Linked DNA regions of Homo sapiens: all the other regions are linked to region 6. The links are chromatin contacts, found by Hi-C or POLR2A ChIA-PET in ENCODE. All regions are on one chromosome and are shown on one strand. Each heading gives the region's core, a stretch centred on a gene start or an enhancer-like site at or near the end of the contact. The rest is flanking DNA. Distances are from core to core; before and after follow the strand shown. Region 1 has its middle 53 kb from the start of MYB. Region 2 overlaps LOC101928277 (a long non-coding RNA gene). Region 3 has its middle 30 kb from the start of LINC02539. Region 4 overlaps HBS1L (HBS1 like translational GTPase). Region 5 overlaps MYB (MYB proto-oncogene, transcription factor). Region 6 holds the start of BCLAF1 (BCL2 associated transcription factor 1). Region 7 holds the start of TNFAIP3 (TNF alpha induced protein 3).

Region 1 (2,700 bases), core at 171-2,670, 1.2 Mb before region 6:
GTCAGATAAAGAATTCAGAAGGTCGATTATTAAGCTACTCAATGATACATCAGAGAAAGGTGAAAACCAACTTAAAGAAATTTAGGCCAGGTGCGGTGGTTCACGTCTCTAATCCCAGCACTTTGGGAGGCTGAGGTGGGCAAATCACCTGAGGTCAGGAGTTTGAGACCAGCCTGACCAACATGGAGAAACACCGACTCTACTAAAAATACAAAATTAGCTGGGCGTAGTGGCGCATGCTTGTAATTCCAGCTACTTGGGAGGCTGAGGCAGGAGAATCACTTGAACCCAGGAGGCAGAGGTTGCGGTGAACTGAGATCATGCCTTTGCACACCAGCCCGGGCAACAAGAGCAGAACTCCTTCTCAAATAATAATAATAATAATAATAATAATAATAATAATAATAATGGCATTTGCAGCAACCTGGATGGAGTTGAAGACCATTATTCTAAGTGAAGTAACTCAGAAATGGCAAACCAAACATCATATGTTCTCACTCATATGTGGGAGCTAAGCTATGAGGACTTAAGGCATAAGAATGATAGAATGGATTCTAGGGACTTGGGGGGAAGGATGGGAGAGGGGTAGGGGATAAAAGACTACACATTGGGTACAGTGTCCACTGCTCAGGTGATGGGTGCACCAAAATCTCAGAAATCACCACTAAAGAACTTATCCATGTAACCAAACACCACCTGTCCCCCAAAATTATTGAAATAATAAAAAATTTTTTAAAAATTTAAAAAAGAACTGAGTGCTTAACAGACAGACGATTGTGCTGCATGGAAGCCAAGGAATTCAATCCATTATGAGAGTGTTTATTTCTGGATTTATTAAGTTAAGGTGTCAGTTCTGACCATTATCCTTTATACAGAAGTTGCTTGGAAGTGGATCAAATAAGAAAGCAGAGAAAAAGAAAAAAAAAGTCCTGAAAGAACCCTAAATTAAATTAGAGGGTGATTATAATGGAAATATTAGATCTTTTATTTTATAATCACACATTATCTTTATCACAAAATATGAATTCTCGAGCCTTGTGAGTAACTTAGCATGTGTTGACCAAAGAGGGTTAGAAACCATTCCAGGAACAATTACCTGGAACAAAGAACTGAGCTTGTAGTAGCCCAGGGTGGCAGGGTGGGGGTTACTATACACATGTTCTATGAGGAGGGAGGCATAGAGAGATGAAGTGGAAAGAAATAAAGTAAAAAGCATCTTTTATATTTGTAAGTGGCTGATTTTTCTTTCCAAATTTCACTGCCAGCACTAAATTTACTATAAGCCAAGACTTCAAAGTCAACCTTAATTGTTTTAAAGAGAATGAAAAAGAAACAGGAAGAGAAATGACATCTTTTCACATCCTGAACAAGCCAGTTTTGACATTGATAGGGAAAGGGGGTTGATTCATAATAGGTCAGATGTGATGGGAAGCCAATAGTGAGACATTAGTTCCATTTGTGGTTTGGCTGTGAACTGCCAGGCTGCAGAGTGTGAGAGTGAGCCGCAGGCCCCGATTCTCGCCTTTTCCTCTTGTAATATAAAATGTCCTCATCTGTGGGACAAAAGTAGATGCATTTTAAAAACAGGGTTAAGAGTTTAAGGGAAGAAGGATATACATGCATCTCTTTATGTCTGAGAACAAGGAAAGTTACACCCATCATTGGAAGGCCTTTCTGAGAAGGTGACATTTGAGTTGAGCTCCAAATGACCAAAAAAAAAAAAAAAAAAGATATTTGAAGATCTCAAGGACAGTGTAGGAGACAGAGAGACCAGGCAGAGCCAAAAACAAATATGTCCCTCAAACACATACAAAAAAACTTTGCTGAGGGAGCAGCAACTAGTTTCTAGGTTTGAGAATATCTAGAAGAATCCAGGCTCCAACAATACAGCTCAGATTGTTCCTGTGGCTGTGAAGCCACAGCTGCCGTAGCCGCTGTAGCTAAAGAGGAAGGAGCCACCATGTAGGGCTGTGACTGACAGAGACCACTGGACCTGCACACTGGCTTGACTGGCCTTGTGGAGATTCTGGTTTTCCTAGCAGCTGCCCAGAGGGCCAGCTAATGCAGCTCTTACAGGTGGTGGAGTTCCAACTCCATAGGTCTACTTTGACCTATGAAAGAAAGGAGACAGGAAGGAGCCGACAGATGAATAGCTTGCTCTTCCTCCTTTCTGAGGGCCTGTTTCTAGATGTTTTCATACAGCCTTGGAGCAGTTCTGTGAGACCAAGTGATCAGGAAGACGGGCCAGCAGCGCAATGCACCCTCTGTATTTGCTCTCCCTCCTCTCCTGTCTTACATTCCTTTTCCCCTCTCTTGCCTCCTGGGATTGCACTCCCTAATAAAAAATTAACACAGAAGCTTTTGCCTTAGGCAGTTTTCCAAGGAACCTATTCAAAGACACATGCATTAATTCATTTCATCCTCACAGAAAGCTCATGAGGCAGGTACTCCTTTTTTGTTTTTTTTGTTTTGTTTTTTTTTTTGAGACAGAGTCTCAAGCCCACACGGTCGCCCAGGCTGGAGTGTAATGGCGCAATCTCACCTCACTGCAACCTCCACCTCCAGGTTCACACGATTCTCCTGCCTCAGCCTCTCGAGTAGCTGGGATTACAGGCAAAAACACCACCATACCCAGCTAATTTTTTGTATTTTTATTAGAGACAGGGTTTCACTATGTTGGCCAGATTGGTCTCAAACTCC
Region 2 (2,700 bases), core at 92-2,591, 1.4 Mb before region 6:
GGTCAAATTTCAGGAGTATATTCAGAGAACTTCAATGAAACCATGTTAGTTGGCCGGGGGTGTGGCTCATGCCTGTAATCCTAGCACTTCGGGAGGCTGAGGCAGGTGGATCACTTGAGGTGAGGAGCTCAAGACCAGCCTGGCCAACATGGTGAAACCCCGTGTCTACTAAAAATGCAAAAATTATGGCCGGGCATGGTGGCTCACGCCTGTAGCCCTAGCACTTTGGAATGCCGAGGTGGGCAGACTGCCTGAGCTCAGGAGTTCGAGACTAGCCTGGGCAACATGGTGAAAACCCGTCTCAACTAAAAATACAAAAAATTAGCCGGGCATGGTGGCACACGCCTCTAGTACCAGCTACTCGTGAGGCTGAGGCATGAGAATCGTTTGAGCCCAGGAGGTGGAGGTTGCAGTGAACCATGATCGTGCCACTGCACTCCAGCCTGGGCAATAGAGTGAGATACTGTTTCAAAAAAAAAATTAGTGGGGCGTGGTGGCACAAGCCTGTAATCCCAGGTACTCAGGAGGCTGAGGCAGGAGAATCACTTGAACCTGGGAGGCAGAGGTTGCAGTAAGCCGAGATTGGACCACTGCATTCCAGCCTGAAAGACAGAGCAAGACTGTCTCAAAAACAACATAAAACAAAAAACAAAAAAAAAGAAGAAAAGAAGGAAAACAAGAAACCACGTTAGTTGTTCTGTCATTTTTAGTTAATTTTTTCATTCTCACCTTATGTTGCTAATTCGACATAAAACTAATTTGAGAAAGGATAAAATAAGCTTCAAGCTATAACTGAAGCTTTATTTGCAAATAGTAAGCCAACATATCCAATAGTTCAGACGCTGTGACAATGTATCAGGATTCTAGGATCACCAGGCTGCCTTCACTTTGCATCTGAAACCCGGAGTGAGTGAACAGCAGCAGGGCCCTCCACTGAGAACACAAACACACCTGTGCTTCCTATTTATAGTCACCTGCTGACTAATAATACCCCCACAATGACTTTCCCGTCAAACTTCTTTACTGTAATGTTTTAACCTATGAAATTCCCACTGTAACATAAATGTGTTTATCCCAATCTGTCTGTAACTGGGTGTAAACTGGGAGGTGCTGGAACCAGTTCGCATCAGCTTGCAAGAGCTGGGTAGCATCTCTTCCCAAAGTATGTTCAATGATGTTACACTTTTGGTTTAAAATCAGCATGGTAAAAATATTTACACCACAGAAAATGGCAAACGCTACAAATCAGGGCTTCCTAGACCCCACCTCCACCAGAGCTGAGCTTTAAACATTGACCGGCACAGCACTGGATACATACATCTGTTATTGCTTAACACAAGAAACTTCATCCACACTCCTTCCTGTTCTAGATTGAGTGCACCTGGTGAAAACCACAAGGATGCTTGTCCATGAAGATTTAAAGGTACAGAGTTCACTTAGAGATTAGCAACGGGGACATATTCTATATCCTCACCCCATAAGGTATGCAGGAGGAGAAATTATGCCAAAGTATGCTAGAATCCATGTAACTGCTTTCAGTGTCCAGGATAAGAAATCAAACATCCTCTGAGCTATGACTGTGTCTTAGTCAGTGTCAGGTTCTAACTGAGGTCTGAGGGGAGTCAGTGGGTGAGTGGTGGGTAGCTGGAAAAACACTCGAGGAATCGTAGACAGTTTCGACATGGCTTTACTCTCCCTCTGGGCACGAGTGAGCCCAGGTGCAAGCTGTATGTACAGCATCAGTAGGGTAATTATACCTTGTACAGACAATAGTGGGTCCGAGCCAAGCACAAGCTCATGTGGGTGATCACCTAATGCGCCTCACATGGTGTGATTACATAATGTGTGGAGTTGTGCTCCTGTGCTCCAAACTTGCTCAGTCATGCTGGACTGGATATCTACCTTGGCCTATTCTTTTTTTTTTTTTTTTTTTTTTTTTTGAGACGGAGTCTCGCTCTGTCGCCCAGGCCGGACTGCGGACTGCAGTGGCGCAATCTCGGCTCACTGCAAGCTCCGCTTCCCGGGTTCACGCCATTCTCCTGCCTCAGCCTCCCGAGTAGCTGGGACTACAGGCGCCCGCCACCGCGCCCGGCTAATTTTTTGTATTTTTAGTAGAGACGGGGTTTCACCTTGTTAGCCAGGATGGTCTCGATCTCCTGACCTCATGATCCACCCGCCTCGGCCTCCCAAAGTGCTGGGATTACAGGCGTGAGCCACCGTGCCCGGCCTTTGGCCTATTCTTGACTGCAGCAAATCCATTTTCCTTACACTCCACCCCCTAGGCTGAGCGAGACATAGGCTTTGGACACACAGGTCTGACATATAGGCCTTACATTCCACCCTGTAGGCCAAGGGAGTTCTAGTGGGAGACATGCCTGCAGGGCAGAACCCTGGATCCAGAGGCCACAGCAGTACTACAGGGAGCAACAACTCCAGGTTATGGCGGGCAACCACCCCAAGGTGACGTTACCCCAATGCTGCTTTATACATTAAGCCAGGTTTTTATTTTCCTACCTTTAGGGGCATTGGGGCAGGCAACAACAGGTTACCTTTTGTCCCCACACGTGGTTGGAGAAGGTCATCCTTCCTCCTTCAGGTCTTTCCCTATGGCTTGGCCCCACATGGAATGGTGACTAACTAGCTACTTCTGTAACTTGCAGGTAGTTAACCACAAGGTTAAGCCTCAATAAACTGCCCAGC
Region 3 (2,700 bases), core at 62-2,561, 1.4 Mb after region 6:
ACTAACCGGGAGTGGAGGCTGAGGCGGGAGGATCACTTGAACCCAGGAAGTCAAGGCTGCAATGAGTCATGATCACCCCGCTGCACTCCAGGCTACTTTATTTTTATTTTTAATGAACAGGGATCTTTTTAAAATGGAAGTGGTTGGTCCTTGATGTCTGGCTTCCCTTGCTAATAAATAAACCCAGAGAACTATTTGCAATGGTGTAGCATTTAGAATCAACAGGCTTCAAAACAGAGAGGGTCTATTCTGTTTTGTTTTGAAGTCACCCTTTGCAAAAAACATATGGTAATCTCGGGCAGCCCATGAAGCAATCGGCAAGATCTGAAGGATGAGAACAGTGTGTTCTTTGAAATCCCTCTGACAAGCAGACAGTCCCTCCTTCCCTCAAACCATCCTCAAAGGGAAGTGTGTCGGCTTGGGCAGTAATGAGACGGTGTGGGAATTCCCCTGTCCCCTTGGTTCACTTTACAGACAAAGTTCATTAGGGTTAAAGATGGGTCATTCCCATCCACAGATTCCTTCACTTGAAATCAAGACTTCTTGGGAAATATAAATTTGGAGAACAGGTAACAGTGAACTATAGTTCCCCCCAAAACAAATTTTTTAAAAATCAGGTGGTATTAAAAATTGCTGTTTCATGACATTACCAATAGATGGCAGCACGGGATTCATCTTCGCCCATAAGCAGCTTCACCCCTGCTTTTCCTGGCGAATGTTCACTGACAACTCGGCCTCAGGACTTTGACGCTCTTGGTGTCATCAGAGAGCAATTTGAGGTGTGCAATAAAATCTTTGGGTTCCCCGCCCCGCCTTCTGTAGGTGACCTCAAACCACAATCACCAATCGACTGCGGTGCTGTGACCTGGAAAAACAGCAAGGAAACTAAAAACAAAACAAAACAAAACAAAACAAAAACCCATCCTGTGAGCTCTGCAAAGGAGAACAAGATCATGGCACACAGGCAATTAGCAAACTAAATTGAAGATGAGTTCTGTTAGAAGAGTCAAAAAACAAAGAGAACAATTTTTGTGAATTGCGTTTTTAAGATCACTGCATCCAAACACTGGAGCTTCAACATAAAGACTCCTGAGCCATGTATTCTGACTTGACCCCTGCAGTTCCTTCCAGTTCCAAAAATCTCTGATCTGTGAATAGAAAAGTTCCAGCAGATACGTTTCTAAGAGCATGAAATTATTTCTAGATACTAGTCTAGTACCTACATGTATTAAAACACAAAAATAAACAAACAAAAAGACCTTCATGCTAATCAAAATATTTTTTAACAGAAAGGAAACCAAAACCTATTGGACCCAGCCCACAAGAACTGTGTTTTTTCCAATGCACATAGCAATAGAGTCATGTTTTGAAAACCAATTATGTAGGCTATAACACCCATTGTAGAAAGAATAGAATAGAATAGAACAGATCAGAATGCATCACAGTCTGCAGGGTTGTAAAGTAAAATTTCTTGCTTTACATCATGGGCCAAAGAAAACTTGCAAAGCTCTATCATGGAGAACAGCATCTGTCTTCAACCTTTGTATCTTCCACAGCCCAACACCAACAAGCTCCTCACCATCAAAACATCTAAATGGGCAAATAGAACTTTTGGTGGGTTTGAGTGGCACCAAGCATCAAGCTACATTAATACTCTTCTCAATCACTGTCATACAAATATGGAGAATTCGGTTATTTATCATCATTTTCTGCATATCCATACTATTCCAAGACAATCCCAATTTCTGGCTTTTTGTTCTACTCTTCCATAAGCATATTCATAGTGATAATGTTGTATGTCCTGAGTTTCAGTTTGGAAAATATAGTCCCTGGTTAAATCAATGGGCATCGGATAAAAACTTTAATGTCTAAAGGGGCTGGGTAGGTAGAATCAATGAGTGAAGCAAGCCAGGAATAACAAAGGATTAAAATGTGGATTTTACAGGAGATGTATACATTTTTTAAAAGTTAATAATAACATTAAAAAAGGAAAGTGACATTGTGCGGGAAGAAGAAATTAGGTCTTCTATGGACTGAATTTTATCCCTTCAAAATTCATATATTGAAGTCCTAGCTCCCAATGTGACTATATTTGGAGACAGGTCTTTAGGAGGTAGTTAAGGTTAAACGAGGGCATAAGGGTGGGGCCCTAATCCTGTATGACTGGTGGCCTTATGACCTTATTATGGAAGGAAGAGGTCTCTCTCTCTCTCCCTCTCTTTCTCTCTCTCTCTGTGTGAACGTGCACCAAAGAAAGGCATGTGACCATGTTGCAAGACGACAAATGTGTGCAAGCCAGAAAGACAGCCTTCACCAGGGAACCGAATTAGCCAGCACCTTGATTTTTGACTTCCCAGCCTCCAGAACTGTGAGAAATAGATTTCTGTTGTTTAAGCCACCCAGGCTACGATCTTTTGTTACAGCAGCCTGAGCAGACTAACGCGAAGGCTTAGGCCTGGATGTGCTCAGGGCCCTCCAGGGGGCAACTTCAGGTTGAATGAAGCCCTGCAGATTGAAGGAAGCACAAACTCATTGGGGTTAATATCTGATGTCATTTAAGTATCAGTCCTCATCAGGGCTCTGAAGTCCTGGGGCAACCTGTAACAGGATATTCATTCATTAAACAAATGTTTCAGGAGTACAAGATTGAAACTAGTTTGACTGTGAGTCAAGTGGGCCAAAGAACAGCTACTTGGAGAG
Region 4 (2,700 bases), core at 42-2,541, 1.3 Mb before region 6:
GAACTGAGAATTAAATGAGCCAATACATGTAAAGTACATGTAATGACTGGCACATATGAAAGCACACAGTCCGTGGGTCTCTGCCAGTCACCAAAATGCCAACTTCTTTTTCTCATGTGATACCAGGACATTTACAAACACAAATTACTCTCTACCTATCACATATTCATTCATGAAGGGAAGGCGAGAAATGCCAACTGTGTGACACTGAGCTAGGTACTGAAATAAACAGACCCAAGAATGTGGTGAGACATAAGATTAGAAAAGCAGGTAACTCATTTAGAACCATGTCTAATATTTCACTTGATCTTGAAACATAAGAGCCACTGAAGGAATTTAAGCGTTGGAGAAACATATCATACTTTTAAAACTTACTCTGACCCCAGAATAGAAAATGGATTGTGGAGGCAAGATTGAAAGGAAAGCAGTTAGAAGATTGTTGTACAAATACATGTAAGAAATTCTACAGTGATCTAAGAGCAATGGAGATAGAGAAAGGAATATTTAAGAGACTTTACTTTAAAAGATATTACAGTCAGACCTTCATATCCTTGGGTTCTGCATCCATGGATTAGACCAAACACAAATTGAAAATATTTGAAAAAATTTACAAATAAGTATTTAACTACTATTTACATAGTATTTGGTATCTAGATTACTTATAATCTAGATTCCTTTTCATGTAATGGTAATTTAAAAAAGTAATCTACAGATGATGTAGAAGTATACAGGAAGATATGCATAGGTTATATGCAAATACGATGACATTTTATATCAGGGATTTAAGCATCAGCAGATGCTTGATGGAGGGGGGTACCAGAGCCGAAACCCAAGGAAACAAGGGACAAGTGTACAAGGTAAAATCATGAATCCTTGATATCTGAATGAACAGAGGAGATGAGAGAAAGGACAGTCCTCAGATTTTCTGCCAAGAAAGAAAGGGTAGATGGTGATGCCATGAACAAACAGGAAATACCTTCCAGGAAACTAAGAGAAGTCTGCTGGTCAGAATCTTATTTCTCTTACTCCTTTCATTCAGCACAAAATTACAACAGTCCATAAAGGAACTCTGCTTCCTCCTCCTAAGCAGAAACTGTCACCAAAAATTTTATTTTATGAAAGACTGCCTAGATACGATCTTGGATCTTCAGAGTTTTTCAGGTTAAATTATAGCATGTTCTTGGCACTGAGGACACAAAGGTGAGTGACAGACTGTTTTTAGATAGCTTTCATTCTAACAGATGTGATGAACAGTACGATAAGATGAAACGAAAAAAAGAGACAGAGAAATTAAGATAAGTTTCTAGGAGACCACAACCACTGTGACTGCAGCTGAACAAGTACTATAGTACCGGAAATGAGTAAGAAGGAACAGACATGAGAGTCAATACATTAATAGAACATGGAGATTAATTAAATCTTAGGAAGGCAAAACATAGGAACCTCAATGACTGCTATGACTCTAACCTAGACACTGTTCATGAATATAGACACATTTGGTCAGAGATTCCTTTAAGACATACAGATAGAGGCCGGCTACAGTGGCTCATGCCTGTAATCCCATCACCTTGGGAGACTGAGGTGGGCAGATCACCTGAGCCCAGGAGTTCAAGACCAGCCTGGGCAACACGGAGAAACTGTCTCTACAAAAAAAAAAAAAAAAAAAAAAACCACAAAAAAATTAGCTGGGCATAGTGGTACACGCCTGTAGTCCTAGGTACTCGGGAGGCTGAGGAAGATGGATTGCTTGAGCCCGGGAGGCGGAGGTTGCAGTGAGCCAAGATCATGCCACTGTACTCCACCCTGAGCGGCAGAGCAAGACCCTGTCTCAAAAAATCAAATAAACAAAAAACAACCCAGACATACAGATAGAAATCCATAGAAAACAGTTGGATAATCAGGTTTACAGGAATGTTTACCAACATTAAAACACATGAAGCAATTCAAGACCTAGATTGCTTATCGAAAATGAAGAATGAGAAGGCAGCCAATGAAGGAACTCTTAATACTCAATAGAGAGGGAGGCTGAAAACAAGTATTTACCTTCCTCATAGAATCCTTACATAGAATTGAGATTCACATATCATACAGTTGGAGAGCCATATGTTAGAGGTCATTTGGTCTTGTCCATCATTTTACAGATGAAAATTTAAGTGAGATTCCAAAGTTCACATGGCTGATTAGTGGAGTTCTCGCTCTGGTGTTCTCTAGGTTGCTTCCACGGCACCCTCCCCTTTCCACTCTCTGTCCTCTAAATCTCAGGACCTCATGGAAGTGGTATTCCCAAGGTAACTGAAGCAGGGTGATTTTGAAGTTGAATGTATACAAAAACTGCCAACAAAGTGCCTCTAAATGTAAATATACACACACATACTGATTTATTTATTTTTCTTGGGGGACAGAGTCTCGTTCTGTTGCCCAGGCTGGAGTGCAGTAGCGTGATCTTGGCTCACTGCAACCTCTGCCTCCCGGGTTCAAGCAATTCTCCTGCCTCAGCCTCCCCAGTAGCTGGGACTACAGGCACACGCCATCACGCCCAGCTAATTGTTTTGTATTTTAGTAGACATGGGGTTTCGCTGTGTTGCCCAGGCTGGTCTTGAACTCCTGAGCTCAAGCAATCCACCCACCTCAGCCTCCCAAAGTGCTGGGATTATAGGCATGAGCTAACGAGCCCAGCCTTTTTTTTTTTTTTTTTTTCCA
Region 5 (2,700 bases), core at 180-2,679, 1.1 Mb before region 6:
CCCAGCCTGGCCTCAAACTCCTGGGCTCAAGCAATCCTTCTGCCTTGACCTCCCAAAGTGCTGGGATTACAGGCAGGAGCCACCCTGCCCAGCCTGAAGTATTTTAAAGTAAATTCCAACTAATATAACATTTTATTCTCATGTACTTCCAGATGTGTCTCTAAAAATAGACATTTTTATATATAACCTAATACCATCATTACATATTTAACAATAATTCTTTAATCTTCTCATTCTCAGGTATATTTAAATTTTCCCATTAATCCAAAAAAGAATCAAAATTGAAACAATTTCACACATTGCATTTGGTTAAGCCTCTTAAATCTCTTTTACTCTCTAGTCCAGTGCTGTCTAATAGAACTTCTACAGTGATGTGAAGGAAATATCTAATATGCTGCTATCCACTATGATAGCCAGTGGCTTTTGAGCACTTGAAATATGGCAAGTGCTGCTGAGGAGCAGAATTTTCAATTTGAATTAATTTAAGTTGCTTTAATTTAATAGCCACATTTCCTTACTCTCTTACTGGAATCAGCCATTTCCCCATGGTGCTCTGAATCCTCTTAGTGAGAAATGGTACATAGACACCAAAATCAGGGTGCTAAGTCTGTCCATTGTTATGTGGTTTGTCATTGAGATACAAATAATTTTTTTTGTTTTGTTTTGAGACAGAGTCTCACTCTGTCACCCAGGCTGCAGTGCAGTGGTACAATCTTGGCTTACTGCAACCTCCACCTCCTTGGTCCAAGCTATTCTCCTGCCTCAGTTTCCCAAGTAGTTGGGATTACAGGCACCCACCACCACACTCAGCTAATTTTCGTATTTTTAGTAGAGACATGGTTTCACCATGTTGGCCAGGCCAGGCTCAAACTCCCAACCTCAGGTGATCTGCCTGTCTCAGCCTCCCAAAGTGCTAGGATTACAGGCGTGAGCTGCCACACCTAGCCAAGACTCAGTGAATTTTAATAATCCAGAGCTCTCCATGTATCCCCTAATCTATAATCTACAGTGCTTAAATAGAGGCTTTTATAAGCCATTATGTACACTCATGTTATGTTTGTTTTTTTAATTACTTAGTCTTTTTCCAAAAGGAATTTGCAACAGCTACATAATCTTATAATTGTTATGTTTCTTTTATATTTTCACAGTTGTTTTAATTTTAAATTGTAAAAGCAAACAGGATATTCTTATAATAAAAATGTTCTGAGATGTTTTTCATATTTGTGTCTTTCATGTGGCTCAGAATATATGAGATTTTCATGTCATATCATTGTCAGTATTCAGCCTTTTCTCCACATTGTGTGGGGTAGAGGATAGAGTCTAGAAGCTTATAAAATGGTCACAAATGAGGAAGTAGAGAAAACATTCAGCCTAGAAAGCGTGCATTTGTGGTATGAAAGGCACTGTGGAATGCTGCTGGATTCTGCCCTTCAGTAGTTACCCGAGAGAGACCGAGGCAGACGCATAGCTCCCTCCTCAGCAAGGAGAAAAGAGTTGCCTGCTTTCCTCAGCGTGCTTTCCATTTCCTTTGTTTTGAAAAAAGCACATTATGCTAATCAACTTTCCTTAAGGTAGACATTTTTATTGGTAGATCAAAAACCGTGCTTTAAGTTATAAGCCTTCTGAACTTCTGTATTTTTCTCTTAAATTATAATTTCCTTTTATTCCTATTTAAAACCCAAGTGTAAAAGATGTGTTCATAGGCTTTCTACTCACTCACTTGCCTCTTTTTCGTAACCACAGAATGACAGCCTTAAATTTTAATTTCCTGACTTGGCTTGCCCATGGCCTGACTTTTTTAAAACAAGGAGTTTAAGTTAAAGAAATTTCTCCAGCCATTATTATTTAAACACATTTACACAGTATCAAAGAATTTAAAAATGTTGCTAGCAGTTGATACTCCCCTCAGCTTTCGGTTCAGCGTGTTTTAGATTGCTCCTATTTTGTTATTTGTCTATGAACTTTTATATTTTTCAAAAAAATAAGGCAAGCCCTTTTTGCCTGATAGGCACTGCTGAGCAGTATAATAAACAAGCATGGGGGCAACAGAACCTGGGTTCCAGGCTAGACTCCACTGTTTTCAAACGGCATGACTTTAATTCATCAAGTGAACACAATTAAGCAAAGTATAAGTTTGGGACCATGGAATATCCTTCACTCATCACACAGGTTACTGTGAAGATCAAATGGATATAATATTGCTTTCAAGATGGCGGCACACTTGCCACTATACACAGGTGATATTATTAGGCAGAGTCGCCACATAGTCCCTGTCCTTGAAATGCAGGCAAGGAGCCCTCACCAAAGGCCAGGGTGGTTTTTTGTTTTTCGGGTTTTTGTTTGTTTTTTTCATTGTGGTATATTATTTCCTCTGGCATGCTATTCCCTGTCCCACTCTTACAGAACTGTGTCAGTGGGTCACCAAAAGAGAGAGCTGATTCAACTGATTCCTTGAAATAAAGGTAGTCAGACCTCGCGGTATGATGGAGATGAAGCAACTGATTTACTGGTTTTCTCTATTTTTCTGCTGTTCGTGTTGTCATTTAAACAGACATGGAAACCGTCTGCACACGACAGAGATCTTTCCGAGCCTTTTTCATCTAGTGTGCTGTGCTGACCCGCTCCCCTGGATGCCTGCACACTCATTTGGTTCTCCCTTTTGGTCACTTTTTTCCACTTACCCTGGCAGAAATTCACGTG
Region 6 (2,700 bases), core at 155-2,654:
AAAGGTTATTTACTGCCTGAACAGTATCCTAACCATTCCAACTAAAGTCGAACTGAAATGAGAATTCACAAGAGGAACAAGAAATTTTGTTTTGCTTTGTAACACCAAAAAATTTAAAAGAGGCTGTTGCAGTGAGGTACAAGTCTGAAGTAGCTCATCTTTTTCGTCAGTGTTAGCCACACTTGCTTTCAACTTCAGTCTTAATTTGTTTCCAGTTCTAAAATGCTTTTTAAAAAAGTCTGAGGTAGCAAAGTAGCTGCTGGTACTTCAGCTTGATTCTGAAGAAATAAATCTTAAAAGCGAATCAAGCCAACTCATGAATTTAAAATGAAGGCAAAGTCCAATTCGCCACTCCCACCCATTTCTCACACCAGCTGTCCACCAATCGTGGCTGCAACATTTCTGACACGACTAAATGGGCTGAATCACTTGAAAAGACTCGGCTTCGCTAGTACTCATGAAGAACCGCACTTTCAGCCGGATGGGGCAGGGCCACGCTCAGAACCACCAGCTAAGACCCAATCCTCTCGCTAGGGAACCGTAACTAGGCAACCAGCACCAGTCAACAGCGCGCGCTCGCTTCAAAACAGCAGGTTGCCGCGGGTACCGAAATTAACTCCAGAGAACCAGGGTCAGCAGCGAGAGGCAGAACAGAGCACTAAAACCTAGTAGCATCACAAAAACGAGGCATTAACTGACGGGTGGTCTGAAGCCGGAGGGCAGTTTTAAAGACCACGCGAAAAGGGGTAGACCTACTCAACGCACTTTGCTGCGGGTCACAGTTATTTTCTCAAAACCCCACAGGCCACGAAGAAAGGTGGCAGTCCCAGCCAATGAGAGGCGGACACAAGTTGCACCTCCAGCGGCCGTCGGCGCCATAGGCGGGGGAGAGAAAAATGAACGAGCGCGCGTGCGCGGAGCGTTCAGTCGGGCGCGCGCAGAGGTACGGGCTGAAGAAATGGGGGAAGGGTGGAAGAGGAAGATATGCGCACGCGCACGGGAGGCCGCGCGGGCTGTGGGTCTCCAGGCAGGTTCGCAAACACGCGCGCGCCCGCCGTTAGCACTGCTCAGCGCCCCCGCCCGGCCTTTTCGGCCCGTAGTGCCTCGAAAACCTGAGAGAAGCTAACGAAAAAACGCATAAATAACGGCGCAACGTCTCCTTGGTTCTCCTTTCGCCGCCAACCCGACACCACCCACAAAAGAGTCAAAAATATGGCCTGTCCTCGGTCTTCACTGCCCCTGGAGTAACTTGAATACATTGCGAGGCCTACCTGACACGCCGAATCGCGGTTCCGGGAATTTATCTCCGTTGCAACCACACAGCGGCCATTTCCCGACTCAAGAACGCGAGGAAAACCATAGAGCTACCTTCGACGCGCTAGCACGTCTCCGTCACTTCCGATCTGGGGCGTGGCCTCGGGTGCCGCTAAATATGCGGGCAAGCCCCGCCCACCCTTCCGCTCCGGTCCGGCTTCCTGGCTGCTATTAAGATGTTGCCTGCGGCCTTCTGGGAAGTCGCGTGGCTGGTCTCGCGGGAAGATGTGACGGCTCCGCCCTCTGGCCCGTAGCGTCAGCCTTGGCCGGAGAGGCGGTAGAGTAGGGTGGGTGTTTTGTCAGGCCTGAGTTAGCTTCGCCATACGGCGCTTTTCGCTGGTGTCTCTGCCTCGTTCTGAGTAGACCCCCTAGACCTCACCGCCGCCCCTGCGTTTTACCTCAGTAAGCTCGTCTGGTCTGTTCTTTCTGTGGGGCCGGCTCAGACCAGGCAAAAAACAAAAAGACAATCCCACACTGAGGAAAAGACCAGGAGGCAAGACGTGGCTGTAATTGCAGACACGCTGCTCCCTCAGCCAGCAAGCGCCACTTTTCCTCTTGGACGCCTAACTGGAGATTAGAAAATGTGGCTTTTGGTTTGCTATTAAATTCGGCAGACGCACTTAGTTGAAAAATGGCCACGATCTAAATCCCTTTCGTGGCGTCTGATCAAATCGGAGCTCAAGCCGCAGCAGCCGGAAACCTCTTAGGCTGCTCGTGCCAAAGAAGGCCGCCCTTCTGGCGGCGTGATGACAGCTTTACCACATCGGCAACGTTGGCATAGGCATGAAAAAATAAAGAGCACGAAGCAGTTGAGCTTTCAGCCTGTGACGATGATTTGTGGCAGCCGAGGAACACAGCCCAACGTAGCTTGGTTGTCCAGAATTATAAGTCAGATTATAAATAGGCAAGCCACATTCGATTTGAATAGAATTTAAATAACAGCCGTAGCACATTTTGCATTAATACTTCTCCGGGCTGCACTTTCTTAGGGCCTAAAACCGCTATTGCTTTGATGTTTAGAGATGTTAACTACCTTGATGGATTTCAGACTTGTAATTAGCAACCAGGGTGTCAGTGAGTGAATCGAAACTAGGATTGGGCCCTGGTTGTGAATTTAACACTGTGCTTAGAGCATTCTTTCTTCACAGTCCAGTTTACCAGCTGAACTAGAAAAACGACAACATTTTCATGGAGTGAATCGTAGGTTTTTTATTGTACAGTCTGTCCCTCACCCCATTACCACCTCAGGATGTGGACACAGAAATCCTTGGCCTTTTTGTTGTGCCCTGATGTCCCAAGCATTCGCAGGTTCTCAGAAATATTTGTTGAGTGAATGAACTATATTTAAAAAAAAAACAACTAAGGGCTCAATACACGTCTGCTATT
Region 7 (2,700 bases), core at 28-2,527, 1.6 Mb after region 6:
ACTCTGCTCCAAACTTCTTTTTGCCAAAAAAGTGCCACCCTCCATCCAGCCCCCACCCCCATCTCTGCAAGTCCTTACTGGCGAGAGGAGGATACTTTTCTAATTAAAAACCTGTGATATATGGCCTGACAAGTATTCTTAAATGTAATTAAGGGGACCATAGTACAGAATATTTCCATCCGGTTCTAGTTTAGCCAATCTAGTAAATGATCCAAAGGGTCCCGTGCTTAGAGGGCAGTAAGACAGTAAAAACGCCCTAAGACTCCTCCCTGCACAGCACCTGCACCCCCACTGCCCAGGGGGCTGCATCCATCTCCACATGACTCACCCTCCCTGTGCAACGCATGGGGGTAGGGAGGGAAGCGCCAGTATTATCAGCCATCAGCACCCTGGGGTGAACTGATTATCAGGACAACTAAAAACACACCTAATAAAGCCTTGGAGACACATGGCAAGCACCGTGATGGACTAGAAGCGATTTCTAAGCTGAAATGCTGCTTTGAATGCAATGTCAGCTGGATGCTTGGTGAGCAGAAATAGACAAGGGGAAATGGAGCAAGCGCGGCATAGGGGTGAGTGTTGTTCTGATTCCTAAGTTTACCTAAGACTGGGGCCACGGGGTCGGGTGTCCCCTGGGACCTACGTCTCATGCAGCCTGGGGTCCAGAGCTGGCAGGAACAATGGAGATGGGGACCAAAGGCTGTCACCGCTGCTTTTTCTCGAAATGCCCGCCCGGGTCCTGTCTGGGGCTCCCGCCTACGCGCTCATCACGTGCACAGCCCAAACTTTTCAGAGCCGGCCCGAGGCCTGCGGGCCCGGGCGCCAGGGTGGTTTTTAGGGTTTTCTTTCTTTCTTATTTCCCTTCTTCTTCTCCACAGTTGATGATTTTCTGCAGAAAAACAACTGCGAAAAAGAACCTATTTCATTTCCAGTTCCCATCACCGCGATTTCCACATGGATGTGACGTGACCCCAGCTTCCGAAATGCCCAGGTGACTCACGCGGGGACACCCCGGGGCGGGGCGAGGGAGTTTCTCCGGGCGCCTGCAGGGACCGGGCGGGGCGGGGCAGCGGGGCGGGGCAGGGAAAGGGGGCGGGGCGGGGCCCGCAGGCCCGGTCGGGCGGAGGCCGCGCGCGCCCCTCGCCCCCTGCGCCCTCTGGCGGCCGGCTGGACGCACTTCGCAGCCCGACCCAGAGAGTCACGTGACTTTGGAAAGTCCCGTGGAAATCCCCGGGCCTACAACCCGCATACAACTGAAACGGGGCAAAGCAGACTGCGCAGTCTGCAGTCTTCGTGGCGGGCCAAGCGAGCTTGGAGCCCGCGGGGGCGGAGCGGTGAGAGCGGCCGCCAAGAGAGATCACACCCCCAGCCGACCCTGCCAGCGAGCGAGCCCGACCCCAGGCGTCCATGGAGCGTCGCCTCCGCCCGGTCCCTGCCCCGACCCCCGCCTGCGGCGCGCTCCTGCCTTGACCAGGACTTGGGACTTTGCGAAAGGATCGCGGGGCCCGGAGAGGTAACCGCCGCGCCTCCCGGAGAGGTAACCGCCGCGCCTCCCGGAGAGGTAACCGCCGCGCCTCCCCGTGCCGTCTGCCTCGGGCTCACCGCAGTCAAGGGCTGCGGGTGCATGTTGGGCAGCGACCCCCGGGCTGGCACCGTCTACCTGGCGTTGGTTTTGCAGCGCTCCTGGACTGGGAGTTTGTTGGACGTTTCTGTCTGGGTTTTGAAGTGCTGGGAGTTGAGGTCACTGCTGCAGAGGTTGGAGTGACAGCCCTGGATACCTCCAGCCAGCTGTTCCTTTCAGATAATGCACGGAACTTAAGCTGCAGCTGACTGGTGAAGAGGCGCCCCTCGGGCCCTCCGATCGGGTGGTCGTTGGCGCTTTGCTCCTTTCGTGTCTTTTTTGGAGCCAAGCGTTGCATGCTCATGGCCACGTAGACCTTGCAGAAGCGCTGCGGCTTTTTCCCAAATTGTGCAGGACCAGCCCGACGGGGCGTAGGGTACCGCAGTGGCCGCCAGCCCGGCGGAGGTGGGGGGCTTCAGTCCCAGAGACAGCTTCCCAGACGCTCACGGGTCCTTGCAGGGGGCTGGGGTCCTGGCGCGGGGTTCAGCTTTTCCAGTAGCAGCAGTGTAAGAGAAGTATGCATGTAGACGTGGGTCGCTGGCCCCTGCTCCAGCCCCTACCCCACGGTTAGACTGTCTTTGTCAGCTGGAGTCGTCCCACATCCTGCCACCTGGCCTCTCAGAAAAGCAGTGGCATTAAGTAAGGAAGGAGCTTAACTCTTTTTGAGCCCGCTTTGTTTTCGGTTCTCCTCGCCTCAGATCTTCTTGCCTTGGAAAGCCAGTCTGGTCAAGTGTCTCAGGGTAGCATTTTGGCAGAACCATTGTTAATTAAAGGGACTTCTGGACCGCAACCTTAATGTACCAGATTATTGAGCAGCCAATGAATGCTTCATTCTCATTGTTTAAGGTGCTGCTTTGATTTTTTTTTCAATTCTTTGTACTATTTTTGATTTTTTGGAGAGGCACATCCCCAAATTTGGATGAGGTATTTGTTGATAAATAATTCATCAATTTCCACAATGCAGACAAAAATGTCTGCCCAGAGTGGAAAAATAAAACAAGGGGGAGAAGAGTTTGAGTAACGGAGAAGTTCTGTGGAATCCTAGTGACAAAAGTTGAGAAACTACCTTTAAATAAGAC

The links. Hi-C counts contacts between places; a loop is a spot of excess contacts on that map. ChIA-PET counts read pairs that join two places held with the same protein, here RNA polymerase II (POLR2A). Pooled maps may share reads with other maps.
Region 1: a pooled map shows a loop between it and region 6 (4-fold over the local background). The contact joins the enhancer-like site here to the promoter of BCLAF1 in region 6. A Hi-C loop is called at or near these places in 1 of 37 single-sample maps with no recorded cell type and 5 of 50 pooled maps. POLR2A ChIA-PET finds 5 or more read pairs at or near these places in 6 of 52 experiments (CD4-positive, alpha-beta T cell, CD4-positive, alpha-beta memory T cell, CD8-positive, alpha-beta memory T cell and 3 more).
Region 2: a map with no recorded cell type shows a loop between it and region 6 (15-fold over the local background). The contact joins the enhancer-like site here to the promoter of BCLAF1 in region 6. A Hi-C loop is called at or near these places in 3 of 37 single-sample maps with no recorded cell type and 3 of 50 pooled maps.
Region 3: a map of natural killer cell shows a loop between it and region 6 (6-fold over the local background). The contact joins the enhancer-like site here to the promoter of BCLAF1 in region 6. A Hi-C loop is called at or near these places in 1 of 168 maps with a recorded cell type or tissue (natural killer cell) and 4 of 50 pooled maps. POLR2A ChIA-PET finds 5 or more read pairs at or near these places in 1 of 52 experiments (CD4-positive, alpha-beta memory T cell).
Region 4: a loop to region 6 is called in a pooled map, with 6 times the contacts of the local background. The contact joins the enhancer-like site here to the promoter of BCLAF1 in region 6. A Hi-C loop is called at or near these places in 1 of 37 single-sample maps with no recorded cell type and 6 of 50 pooled maps. POLR2A ChIA-PET finds 5 or more read pairs at or near these places in 1 of 52 experiments (RWPE1).
Region 5: a loop to region 6 is called in a pooled map, with 3 times the contacts of the local background. The contact joins the enhancer-like site here to the promoter of BCLAF1 in region 6. A Hi-C loop is called at or near these places in 4 of 37 single-sample maps with no recorded cell type and 6 of 50 pooled maps. POLR2A ChIA-PET finds 5 or more read pairs at or near these places in 3 of 52 experiments (BJ, activated CD4-positive, alpha-beta memory T cell and activated T-cell).
Region 7: a loop to region 6 is called in a map of B cell, with 9 times the contacts of the local background. The contact joins the promoter of TNFAIP3 here to the promoter of BCLAF1 in region 6. A Hi-C loop is called at or near these places in 3 of 168 maps with a recorded cell type or tissue (B cell, ascending aorta and naive thymus-derived CD4-positive, alpha-beta T cell), 2 of 37 single-sample maps with no recorded cell type and 14 of 50 pooled maps. POLR2A ChIA-PET finds 5 or more read pairs at or near these places in 1 of 52 experiments (CD4-positive, alpha-beta T cell).

The regions. Positions count from the first base shown.
Region 1 is chr6:135,127,296-135,129,995 of GRCh38, forward strand. No RefSeq gene overlaps it. Among named protein-coding and RNA genes, the nearest start is that of MYB, 53 kb to the right of the region's middle. Within about 2 kb of position 1,421, at least 3 of the 41 ENCODE cell types and tissues checked have a DNase peak (open chromatin) inside an H3K27ac peak, as active enhancers do; they include CD4-positive, alpha-beta T cell, where a contact is called at or near this core.
Region 2 is chr6:134,869,815-134,872,514 of GRCh38, forward strand. All of the region lies in intron 2 of LOC101928277 (a long non-coding RNA gene), which reads right to left. Among named protein-coding and RNA genes, the nearest start is that of ALDH8A1, 79 kb to the right of the region's middle. Within about 2 kb of position 1,342, at least 3 of the 41 ENCODE cell types and tissues checked have a DNase peak (open chromatin) inside an H3K27ac peak, as active enhancers do.
Region 3 is chr6:137,707,385-137,710,084 of GRCh38, forward strand. No RefSeq gene overlaps it. Among named protein-coding and RNA genes, the nearest start is that of LINC02539, 30 kb to the right of the region's middle. RefSeq lists a silencer at 359-408. Within about 2 kb of position 1,312, at least 15 of the 41 ENCODE cell types and tissues checked have a DNase peak (open chromatin) inside an H3K27ac peak, as active enhancers do; they include natural killer cell, where a contact is called at or near this core.
Region 4 is chr6:135,013,205-135,015,904 of GRCh38, forward strand. The region is part of intron 4 of HBS1L (HBS1 like translational GTPase); the gene reads right to left. Among named protein-coding and RNA genes, the nearest start is that of MIR3662, 35 kb to the left of the region's middle. Within about 2 kb of position 1,292, at least 3 of the 41 ENCODE cell types and tissues checked have a DNase peak (open chromatin) inside an H3K27ac peak, as active enhancers do.
Region 5 is chr6:135,208,587-135,211,286 of GRCh38, forward strand. All of the region lies in intron 15 of MYB (MYB proto-oncogene, transcription factor), which reads left to right. The region is part of intron 2 of LOC105378011 (a long non-coding RNA gene); the gene reads right to left. Among named protein-coding and RNA genes, the nearest start is that of MYB, 29 kb to the left of the region's middle. Within about 2 kb of position 1,430, at least 4 of the 41 ENCODE cell types and tissues checked have a DNase peak (open chromatin) inside an H3K27ac peak, as active enhancers do.
Region 6 is chr6:136,288,442-136,291,141 of GRCh38, forward strand. BCLAF1 (BCL2 associated transcription factor 1) reads right to left here and starts at 1,405. Exons shown (of 13, transcript NM_014739.3): 1 at 1,272-1,405. It overlaps LOC124901408 (a long non-coding RNA gene), which reads left to right and starts at 1,573. Exons shown (of 4, transcript XR_007059784.1): 1 at 1,573-1,716. RefSeq lists enhancers at 199-795, 321-440, 796-1,392, 811-930, 877-2,076 and 2 more.
Region 7 is chr6:137,865,982-137,868,681 of GRCh38, forward strand. TNFAIP3 (TNF alpha induced protein 3) reads left to right here and starts at 1,278. Exons shown (of 9, transcript NM_001270508.2): 1 at 1,278-1,561. WAKMAR2 (wound and keratinocyte migration associated lncRNA 2) reads right to left here and starts at 2,252. Exons shown (of 4, transcript NR_049793.1): 1 at 1,661-2,252; 2 at 602-903. RefSeq lists an enhancer at 815-954 and silencers at 1,035-1,174, 1,415-1,584, 1,725-1,824.